2 separate regions of the Homo sapiens genome follow, and region 1 is linked to region 2. A link is an interaction called in ENCODE POLR2A ChIA-PET data of the cell type or tissue named here. Cell type or tissue: CD4-positive, alpha-beta T cell. All regions are shown on one strand. Links, peaks and the distances in the headings refer to the core of each region. The heading gives the core; the rest is flanking DNA. Region 1 overlaps LOC105371635 (a long non-coding RNA gene). Region 2 overlaps LINC02818 (long intergenic non-protein coding RNA 2818).

Evidence for each region. ChIA-PET counts read pairs that join two places held together with the same protein. Peaks named below come from ENCODE experiments on the same cell type or tissue, not always from the same donor. Only the 100,000 strongest peaks of a DNase experiment are listed, where the experiment ranks them.
Region 1: POLR2A ChIA-PET joins it to region 2 with 5 read pairs; 4 of 35 experiments call an interaction of 5 or more read pairs at or near these places.

The regions. Positions count from the first base shown.
Region 1 is chr1:179,706,741-179,712,118 of GRCh38, reverse strand. LOC105371635 (a long non-coding RNA gene) reads left to right here. Exons shown (of 3, transcript XR_922329.3): 2 at 70-128. Among named protein-coding and RNA genes, the nearest start is that of FAM163A, 34 kb to the left of the region's middle. RefSeq lists an enhancer at 2,278-2,347. In CD4-positive, alpha-beta T cell, for the core only: no CTCF peak of the experiment used is centred there; a DNase peak (open chromatin) is centred at 2,088.
Region 2 is chr1:179,829,820-179,835,197 of GRCh38, reverse strand. All of the region lies in intron 1 of LINC02818 (long intergenic non-protein coding RNA 2818), which reads left to right. Among named protein-coding and RNA genes, the nearest start is that of LINC02818, 4.1 kb to the left of the region's middle. In CD4-positive, alpha-beta T cell, for the core only: no CTCF peak of the experiment used is centred there; a DNase peak (open chromatin) is centred at 2,977; H3K4me3 peaks cover 955 bases; H3K27ac peaks cover 578 bases.

The sequences.
Region 1 (5,378 bases), core at 89-5,088, 120 kb after region 2:
GGCACTTATCACAGCCTGTCGTAGTTGCTTATTTTAAGTTTCTTCTGCCCTGTCCCACCAAACTGTGAGATCCCTGAAGACAGGAACAGTCTTTCATCTTCAGCATCGAGCCTGATGCCTGGCACACGGTAAGTCCTCAACAAGTATTTGTTAATTAAATGAAGAAGTTGAGCTTTAGCCATCCAGAATCAATTGTCTAGATGTCTGTTCACATTTGGTTCTAGTGTCTCTTCTTACAGCCTCTTCATAAGTTTAAAATGGATCCTTTAAATTTGTGAGGAGCTAGAGACTTATCTTGGAAGAACTCTAACAACCATCTTTCATTTTATATGTGATTAAATTATACATTGTTAAAGTGATGAAATTTAACATCTTTTCATAGTTTAAAAATGCTATGTCCTATTGACATATATGAGGAGTTAGAAATGAGGGACCTACTGACTGGTATTTGTCTGGAAAAGGGAGGATTAAGAAGTGCAGTTGTCTCATTTACTAGAAGGGTCAATGTAATGTTTTGTCCTTGGCAAAAATCTCAAGATTTTAGTTAATTCTCATATTACTTTGAGAAATAGAATAGAATCTAAGAAGGTTCTATTTGGTTCTGGTCATTCAGAGCCTCATTTTCTTATTTATTGCCTCTCCAAAAGGCAAGCACTCCAGGAAGTTATCTAAACTATTATAGTCACTAGTTTATTCCTTTTCAATTGGTTTTGTCACATTCCCTTGCTAGATAGCAATATTTTTTGGGTATTTGTTTTGTTTTTTGAGATGGAGTCTCACTCGCTTACAGCTGGGATAATAATGTTTACTGCACTGCACTCCAGGCTGGAGTGCAGTGGCGTGATCTCAGCTCACTGCAACCTCCGCCTCCTGAGTTCAAGTGGTTCTCCTGCCTCAGCCTCCTGAGTAGCTGGGACTACAGGCACACGCCACGACACCCAGCTAATTTTTGTGTTTTTTAGTAGAGACACAGTTTCACCATAATGGCTAGGCTGGTTTCGAACTCCCGACCTCGTGATCCGCCTGCCTTAGCCTCCCAAAGTGCTGGGAAGACTGAGGAATAATTTCAGACTCTAAAATGTGGAATGGGTCAGTGTCACCTAGCAAGGTCCTTGGGTGGGTTGTGATAGGGGAGGGCAGGGCAGGGGGACTTTGTGGCCACTCATGGGGCAGAACCAAATAATGGTCAGAGGGAAAAGAGCTGAAAATGAAAATTGGAGAATGTTGAGGATCAGTATGGCTCACTTCCCAGTTTTGCCAGGCCAGCTCTGCCTGACGAGATCTGCCAGGTCTATCTATGATTTTCCTCTAGAATGTTGGGTGTCATCCAAGGTGTCCTGAGTTCTAGCATCTGGTCATTTTTTACAAGAAGAAAGAACAAGCTCTTGCTGTGGGCATTTAGTTAATGCCAGGGCCGACTTTTTACCCCTCTATGCCTGGTCACAGTTGCACTAGGGAGCTACCCTCTTTAGTAAAGGATGAGCTCTTTTAGTCAATTTAATACCCTGGAGACAGGAGGTGACACAGCCTGTGTCAAACAGGCCCCCAGTAAATTTTCATTGAATTAGAAAATGACAGCTCTGTAATTTGGTGACTAGGGACATGCTGGAGGCCCACCTGGAATGAAAGGGGAAAGGGAGAAGAGAAAAGGGCATTGCAAACCATGCTCCCCTCAAGATACTTCTTTCTCCATTTTCTATTGTGTGTGTTTTAGCCATGTTAATACTACACCTCTGTAACCTGCCCTAGACTTTTCCAGCTAGCAATTGCATATTAAGATGGTATTAGGCTGGTGCAAAAGTAATTGAGGTTTTTGTCATTGAAAGTAATAGCAAAAACCGCAATTACTTTTGCACCAACATAATAATATCTTTAATCAGTAATTCCAGACCCTAATAGTGCAGAAATAAGGTGGGTCAAAAATTTACACAAGGCTGTTGAGTAAACATTATTATCCCAGCTGTAATGATTTTTTTTTTTCTCCTGGGACTTTCCAGGGGAAATGATTTTCAGCAGCAAATCTGCTTCTCTGCTCCACCTTCCTGTTGGCGTCAATGGAGACTGACGCCAACAAGCTTCCTGCGCTTTAATTCATCTCTGCTGAGCTACTGCATTGGGGTCATAGAGAGGTTACAGCAGATGTTCTTCTCACTGCTCCTGCTTAACATTCACTTTGGTTTTCTCTTGGGGGTTACCAAAGTAGGAAATAACCTGGGGGGAGATGATAGGATATAAGGGCTTGTGGCCCTTGCGGTGATTCTGGGCAGTCAGGCCCAATTCTTTTTCATTTTATCAATCAGGCAAGAACCTCAAGCTCATTGCCTGGTCCTCCTAGGTAGCATTATCTTGTTTATCCTTGTATTCTTGGAGGTCAGCACAGGAACTGGCACATAGAAAATACACACTTTTTTGTTGTTAAATAGAGGGCAATACTGAGGGTGTGGGGAATGTGGCAATTGCCTGGGCAGAGAGCTGTGGACAGTTCTGTGCCTTGAACCAGACTGTCCCACAACAAAAGGACCACTCCAGCTGAGGTGTGAGCACATTCTCCACCTCTGCCCGTAATCTCCTCTCCAGGCTGTGCACTCTCAGTTTGTTCAGATATTTATCGTAAGTTGAAACAGAGGGAATATATAATGCAATGGAAAGGAGCAAAAGCCTTTGAAATCATTCATTCACAATAAACAAACAATTATTGTGTACAGAGGTGCTATTGTTCTAGCCTCTTGGGATATGATAATGCACGAAATGGACAAAAATACCTGCCCGGTGGAGTTTAGATTCTGGTTGGTGGAGACCTACAGTTCACAATAAAAAGAATGAGTCATGTTAGAAGTCAGGTGCTATGGAAAAAAGTGGAGCAGGATTAGGGGCATTGGGAGCACAGCGTTGAGAAGTCATTTTAGAAATTACCTCTTTGAGAAGACGCAGATGCTGGAGGAAGAACAGCCAAGGCAAGAGCCCAAAGTGAGGAGCTATGCACTGGAAGAAAGTGAGGAGGCCAGTGTGGGGGAGTGCAGTGAATAAGGGGGAGATCATGGGAGATGAGGTCAAGGAGGTAACGGGGGGCATATGTAGAGCTGGTGGATATGCCTGGCAGATTTAGCAGATAAAAATTTGCAATCTCAGCTAAATTTGAATTTCAGATAATAATTTTAAAAATACAGATATGCCTCAAATATTGCATGAAACCATACTTAAACTAGAAAGTTATTAGCTGTTTACCTGAAATCCGTATTTAACTGGGCATCCTGCATTGTCTTTGGCAACACCGCTGTGGACCATTGTAAGGACTCTGAGTAAGACTGGGAGCCCTCAGGGGGCCTTGGGCAGAGGAGGGATGCCAGCTGCCTTGGAGCTTGAAAGGGCCCCTCTGGCTGCTTTGTGGAGAGCAGAGTGAGAGAGCACTGTGGACAGCAGGGAAGCCAGACAAGGCTGCGAAGTGGTCCAGGCTCAGTACAGTAACTCTGACCTGGTGGTGGAGGTAGGGTTGGTGAGAAGCCGGCAGATTCCAGACACATTTTGGAAGCATAGCCAACAGGATTTCCTATAGATGTAGATGGTAGTTAAAGCCAGGAGACTGGGGGAATTCCCAAGAGAATGAGGCCTGGTGCCCTGCAGCATTAAGAGGCCAGGAAAAAGAGGAGGAGGCACAAAAGATGCTAAGGCTTTGACCAATGAGTACGAGGAAACCCTAGAGAATGAGATGTGCTGGGAGGACAGAAAGTGTCAGGGAGGAGGATTGTCAAGTGTATCAAATGCTACTGATAAGTCAGATGGGATGACTGAGGGCTGACTAGTGGATTCAGCATGGAGTTGCTGGAGACCTTGACAGGAGCAGTTTTGGTGGAGTGGTGTAGGTGGAACTGGAATTGGTTTAATAGGTAATCGGAGAAGTATAAGAAGATAATATGGGCAACTCTTTGGCGAAATCTGACTTATTTAAGGTCCTACCACTTACTAGCGTGATTCTTGGTAAATAATTTTCTGATCCTCAAGTTTTTCCTCTTGTAAAAAAAAGAATAGTAACAAGGATGCTGTAAATATTAAATATGTAAAAGTTTTGGCATATAATGAGCATTTAGTAATTGGATATTAAGATTATTGTAATACAATATTAATTTCTGACATGATGTTGGCAAAATGCATTTCTGTGCCTTGATTTCCTTATCTGTAAAATGGGAGTAATAACACCACCTACCCCATGGTGCTGTTGCAAGGATTACATGATGTAATCTATATAAAAGCACACAGAATAAACAGCTTGTGGCACATATGAACTCCATAAAACTCTTATTATCCGATCAGTTCTCTTGTGAATGCTGGTCTATCTTCTTTGTAAACGTTTTGCTTCCTAGAAGCCAACAGAGGTGTAGAACTTATCAAACTACTCCCTTGTCTTATATACTATCCTTGTGTTAATGTGATTTAAACTTTAGTTGGCAGCAGCCTCTGCTGTTTTGCAATTTGTAAAGTCCTCTGTAAGTGATGGTTATTAGAGCTGACTCCTGATGTGAGTTAAAACCAGGCTCTGACCACAGAATTTGCTTGTCTTCATTTGAGAGTGAAGTCACAAGGGTTAATCAGTTTTCCATCTCACCGAGAATCTGGTGAGCAAATAGTCATATTACAGGATGCAGAATTCCTACAGGCATTCTTGTTTTTGTTTTTTGAGATGGAGTTTCACTCTTGTTGCCCATGCTGGAGTGCAATGGCGCGATCTCGGCTCACCACAACCTCTGCCTCCCAGGTTGAAGTGGTTCTCCTGCCTCAGCCTCCCGAGTACCTGGGATTACAGGCATGCACCTCCACACCTGGCTAATTTTGTATTTTTAGTAGAGATGGGGTTTCTCCAGGTTGGTCAGGCTGGTCTTGAACTCCCAACCTCAGGTGATCTGCCCACCTCGGCCTCCCAAAATGCTGGGATTACAGGCATGAGCCACTGCGCCCGGCCTCCTGCAGGCATTCTTAATCATTTTTGAGAATCTGAGCAAGCCAAGAACCTTCCCCCAGAAAGGCAGACAAACACAAAACTTAATGCCCTGGAATTAAAAAAATCATTTTAAAGACTAAAAAATGTGCCAAAATTGTAAAAATTTTCTATTTTTTCCTATAGCAGTAATTTATAAAGGAGGTGAAAACACATCTGCATGGAAAGGCCAAAATAAAGATGGCAAAGTGATTTTTTTTTCTTAAAACTTTTTCAATGCAGCAAGATAGAATCAGTACTTGTAGCTTCTGAAAGAGATTAGGGGTTGTTGGTGTTTCCCCACCACCTTCAAAGAATAGATAACTATACAGTATTAAAGTTTAAGTTCTGTAAAAAGGGAGTGCTCTGTGGCCATTTCCTGGAGGGTAAAATTAGAAAGGGAAATTTT
Region 2 (5,378 bases), core at 124-5,123:
ACAAAATGTGAAGAATTCCTAATAGGACTTTTTTTTTTTTTTTAAGACTCATAGCCTAAACAAAGTTAAATACAGTTTTTAAAGACTATTCTGTTAAAAGTACCCTAAATAATCATATGAAGATGATAATTATGTCTAATTTTTTGTCTGCTTTGTATTATTTACATTTTAATATGTGGTGTTTGTTTGAAAAATAATCTAATATTTTTCTAAATATATCTCAATGTTAATGACTGCCAATTTATTTCCTTATTTTCAGGTTCATAATAATTTTTGTACATAAACTTTCTTGATCATAAATTATTGCAGCATTTTATTCTTGCAGTAATAACTGTTTATTAAATTGAATGGTAGATTTTTAATGCACACAAGGTGATTTCCACTTCAAGTTACATTATAGACTGCATTTATATATTTGAAAGTGAATATTCAAATTTAACAAATCAATGACATGCTTCATTTGAATTGCTATAACTGTTCAAACATAGTTGATTGAGAATCCATCTTTTCCTCACTGATTTGAAATGCCACTTTGTCACATACTGGATTCTCATATGTATTTGTGCTTATTTTCTGAATGTTCTATGCTGATCCATTGACCTGGCTGATTAGGCATAAGTACCACACAGTTTTAATTATTGTGGCTTTAATATCTGGTGGTGGCTCATTTTTTTTTTCTGAATTTTTCTAGCATTATTACTTATTCTTTCAAATGAACTTTAAAATCACCTTGTCTAAAAAGTAAATATTTTTCATAGGATTGCATTAATTTTTCTAGTGATCTGGTGGGAAATTGGCATCTTCATGACATTAAGTCTGCATATCCAAGAAGCAAGCAAACTCTGTTCTGGGTAGCTTTGTTTTTATGATTTTACTATGGCTGGAAGCAGCTAGAAAGTGTTGTGTCTCAAATCTAAAAACCCACATCTGGTGAAGTTCTAAGTTTGTTTAAAATACCAATTCTTTTTCATAGTCAAATATGAAAGATGAGAATGGATTATCTCTGCTTCCCCTATTCCCTCCAGCACTGTGAGATTTCCTTCCATTTTCTGGAAACAAGGAATCTTTATTCATCTTTGGAACGACTCAATTCACTGAGGACCCTCGCGGAGATAAACAGTGCCTGAGTTGCTTCCTAACTGCCATGGTTTTCTGTGAAAGGAAACCCCTCTCTACTGGATTATCTTACAAATGATGTTGAATAATAGAAGATCTGTGAAAATATTTATTCCTAGAATGAGAATATAAACACCCTCATACCAAAGCCACTGGTGGTCCTTAGTTCTTCTCCAAGTATTCCTAATTCTGTAATCCTTTTGTCTCCCGACTTTTTTGCTTTCTGTAATCTTGGGTATGAGGCTACACATTCAATTTGCAAATATTTACCGAATACCCACATGTGCCAACAACTGAGTTGAACATCAGCTATCCTAATGACATACGGAGAAAAAAGCCCCTCGTATGGTTTGGGTGAATATTTCCTTCCACCCCAAGGTTTGTAACCTTTGAATAGGATCCTCCCTCTTTTATCTATGGGAAATAGGACTAAGAATATATAGTTTGGGAGGATGTCCTTTTTTGCTGACAATAGGGTATCCATAAGCAATATGCTGTTCAAAGTCTCCAAGTGGATCAACATTTTGAGACTTTGTAGCAGCATGCTTCGAAGAGGATACAGGAGGAGAAACCAGCCCTGCATTAGAAATAATTAATCCACTAGGCCCTATGGGTCATTATCTGCTACTCATTGCAGCAGATAATGATATTCCCAGCTGTGATTTGGGCTGGTTGTCCCCTGACAAATTTTCATGCACAGAACCCAGGTCAAAACCCAGGTAGAAAGAAAATGCAAACATGCCTCTCATCTGAGGGGGTGACCCTTTCAGGCCCAATGGGGATGCAGCAGCTGTTTTGCAGAAGGGTCTTGAAGAGATGAAGAGCTGTAGTCTGATGGGGAGTAAAAACTGGGTGAAGACCATGAGCAGGGTTTTTCTTTTTTCTTTCTTTCTTTTTTTAGACAGAGTCTAGCTCCGTCACCTGGGCTGGAGTGCAGTGGGACGAACACAGTTCACTGCAGCTTCGACCTCCCAGGCTCAAGCAATCCTCCCCCCTCAGTCTCTGGAATAGCTGGAACCACAGGCATGCACCACCGTGCCTGGCTAATTTTAAATTTTTTTTGGCCTGGCGTGGTGGCTCACGCCTGTAATCCCAGTACTTTGGGAGGCCAAGGCAGGTGGATTGCCTGAGGTCAAGAGTTCAAGACCAGCCTGGCCAACATACTGAAACCCCGTCTTTACTAAAAATACAAAAAATTAGCTAGGGGTGGTCGTGGGCGCCTGTAATGCAAGCTACTCAGGAGGCTGAAGCAGGATAATCACTTGAACTCAGGAGGCGGAGGTTGCAGTGACCCAAGATTGCACCATTGCACTCCAGCCTGGGCAACAAGAGCGAAACTGTCTCCAAAAAAAAAAAAAAAAATTTTTTTTTTTTTTGTAGAGATGCGGTTTCACTACTTTGCTCAGGCTGGAGTGGCTATTTTTCAGACAGCATTTAGTCCCCATCATTTTGCCTTACCTTACTTCCTGGTGGGCAGCATTGCATGTAAGTTTTTGTCACACAAAACACTAAATAAAGACTAGAGAGATGGCTTGTTCTGGTGCATAGACAACCTTTTGCAGAGGAAGGATGAGAACCTGTAGATTTACGTAGTTGTTTTGATTAACTCTCCATCCACCAGTCCCAGCTGGTAGCATCAATGAGCAGGAATTTTCACAGTCATCTGGAGAAAACACACCATATTAAAAAGCAAACCAATTTGTTTTATGGGGGAAGGGGTTCACAGATGCATTTGGGAAAAATTAGCAAATGGTCCCTTGCTTACCATCTTCACTCTTTTCTTTTTCATCCCGAACATCAAAGTCGTTCAGTGGTTTTGAGATCACATGTTCCACTTAATGTTTAAAGCAGGTGCCAATAGGAGGAGTAGAAACATCCCTGTGAGGAAAACCACAACTATGCCTTGTTATTTGAAATTTGCTCTAGTTTCACATTCTTAAAATGTTAAAAACTGGAGTGAGAACTGGCTTGTTTGCTGAGGTGATGCTGAAGCATGACGGTGGCCCAGTGAGCTGTGGCTATCTGGGAGGTGAAGGTAGTTTTGTTGAGTGGTGCCTGCTGGGTTTGATTCACTACGACGGCCACCTGCAGCTGCCCCGCCAAGGGGTGCCAGATTCCACCTTCTCCTCATCCTCAACACTGCCTTGGGCTGGCTGTGATCTGGCCTCATGGCTGCAACCACGACAGTGCTGTGACAGGGCTTTGGCTCTGTTAGCCATGTGGGGTACAGATCCAAGTGCCCCTGTGGCCAAAGCCTGCTACATTTATCCAGCTCCTGTAAACACACTTTCTTGTAGAATCACAAAGATGTAGGAAGTCCTGCATCTTCCATCTGCTTCTTTCCCATCCTGTAGCCACTCCTGGGTCTCCTGTTTTAGTCCCTGTGTGGTTCCAGTGTCTAAGAAATGAACGCATGGGAGTTATAACCCCTTTTTAAGTATCTTCTGCCTACGTATCTTGCGTAGCTCAGTCTTTTTCTTCCCTTTTACAACGAGGTAGCAGGTGCTTGAGTTTCTGAGAGGAATGAGAAGGGCAAATGCAAACCCCTTCCCTTGAGCCTTTGCAGCTGGTTGACTCAATAATAGTTGCTGAGTGCCCATGGGTCAGGCTCTTCCAGGGCTGGCTTTGCTCTGTAATGAACACCTTGCACTCCAGGATTGTTTGATTATCCTTCAAAACTGGACACACCCTTTCCTGTCAGATGGTTTCTGTGGTCATGCATTGAGGTGGAGGTGGATGTGATGACCTCTGACGGTCCTTCTAGCCCTAGAACTCTGTAATTCTAATGGTCAGGAGCATATCTTAGCATCTGTCTTCTTTCTCCTCTTATTGCTTTCATTTACCACATTATTTCTGTCTACCTTCTCAAGACTGTAGCCTTTCACCTAGCACATCCTCTGTATATCTGCATCCATCTCTGGTTGAATTTCAGTTTGTAACCACCAGACCAGTCTTATCTGGCCCTACTCTGTGGATAACAGAACGGCCAGTTATTTTGCAGACACAGAGCTAAGAAGTTGCAACTTACGCAGCCAGGGCATGCACAGAAAAGAAAACTTCGACCTCAAATGACACTGGGAACTAAAGTCTTTTCCCCAACCATGGAACTAAACGTTTGGGACTTATGTGGAACCTGAACACTGGAACATTTTCAAAAGTGGGGGGTCAGTTGTCTAGGAATTTCTGGTGATAAGACCCCTCCCCATGCCTTACCAAAAGTCGTCTCATTTGAAGTCCTTCCAATCAAATCCTGCCCTGCCAGCACTTTCACATACCAACCAGTCCTTCCTAACCCATAAAACTTGCCCCAAAACCCAGATATGGGAGGCAGATTTGAGTTTTGCCTGCTGTCCCCTTAGCAGTTGACCTCAGAACAAAGCCTTTCTTTTCTTTTCTTTTTTTTTTCTGAGATGGAGTCTCACTCTGTCGCCCACGCTGTAGTGCAGTGGTGTGCTTTCGGCTCACTGCAACCTCCACTTCCCGAGTTCAAGTGATTCTCCTGCCTTAGCCTCCTGAGTAGCTGGGATTACAGGCACCTGCCACCACGCCCAGCTAATTTTTTGTATTTTTAGTAGAGACGGAGTTTCACTATGTTGGCCAGTCTGGTCTTGAACTCCTGACCTCGTGATCCACCCACCTTGGCCTCCCAAAGTGCTGGGAATACAGGCATGAGCCACCGTGCCCGGCCAGCCTTTCTTTTCTCAAAGCCCAAAGCCATAGTATTGGCTTCTCTGTGTGTCGGGCAGTAAGCCCATTGCTTGGTAGCAAGTCTGTCTTCACTGTCTAAAAAATGCTTTGATCAATAGCTCCCTGCCCCTCCTCTAGTGATCTAGACCCATCCGTAGTAATTTCACTCTTTTCCCGAGGACAAAGTCTGGTGGGAAAGAAACACTGAGGCTAACATCAGCTTCCTAAAGTCATGATTCCACATTTGGCAGGCAGATGGACCCACCAGTCTCTGATTATGGCCAGTCTTTGAACACCTGACTCCACTTTCTACCTGCAGTCTCCACTGTAGCTTATTTTAGTCTCAAGCAAGTAAATACCTGGGAAGGTTTAGTAGCTCACCTGTGAAAATACATGTTAATTTTCCACCCTGGAATTTAATAAGCTCCTTGAGGGCAGGGGTGGCATTTTCATTTTTATTTCTCTAACACCTGACACAAACGTTTGGTGTCTAGTTTAGGTCCTCAATAAATGTTAGTTGAATAAACAGTTTTCTCTCTGTTAACTCTCCTCTCTAATGGCAGTTTTTTCAAAAT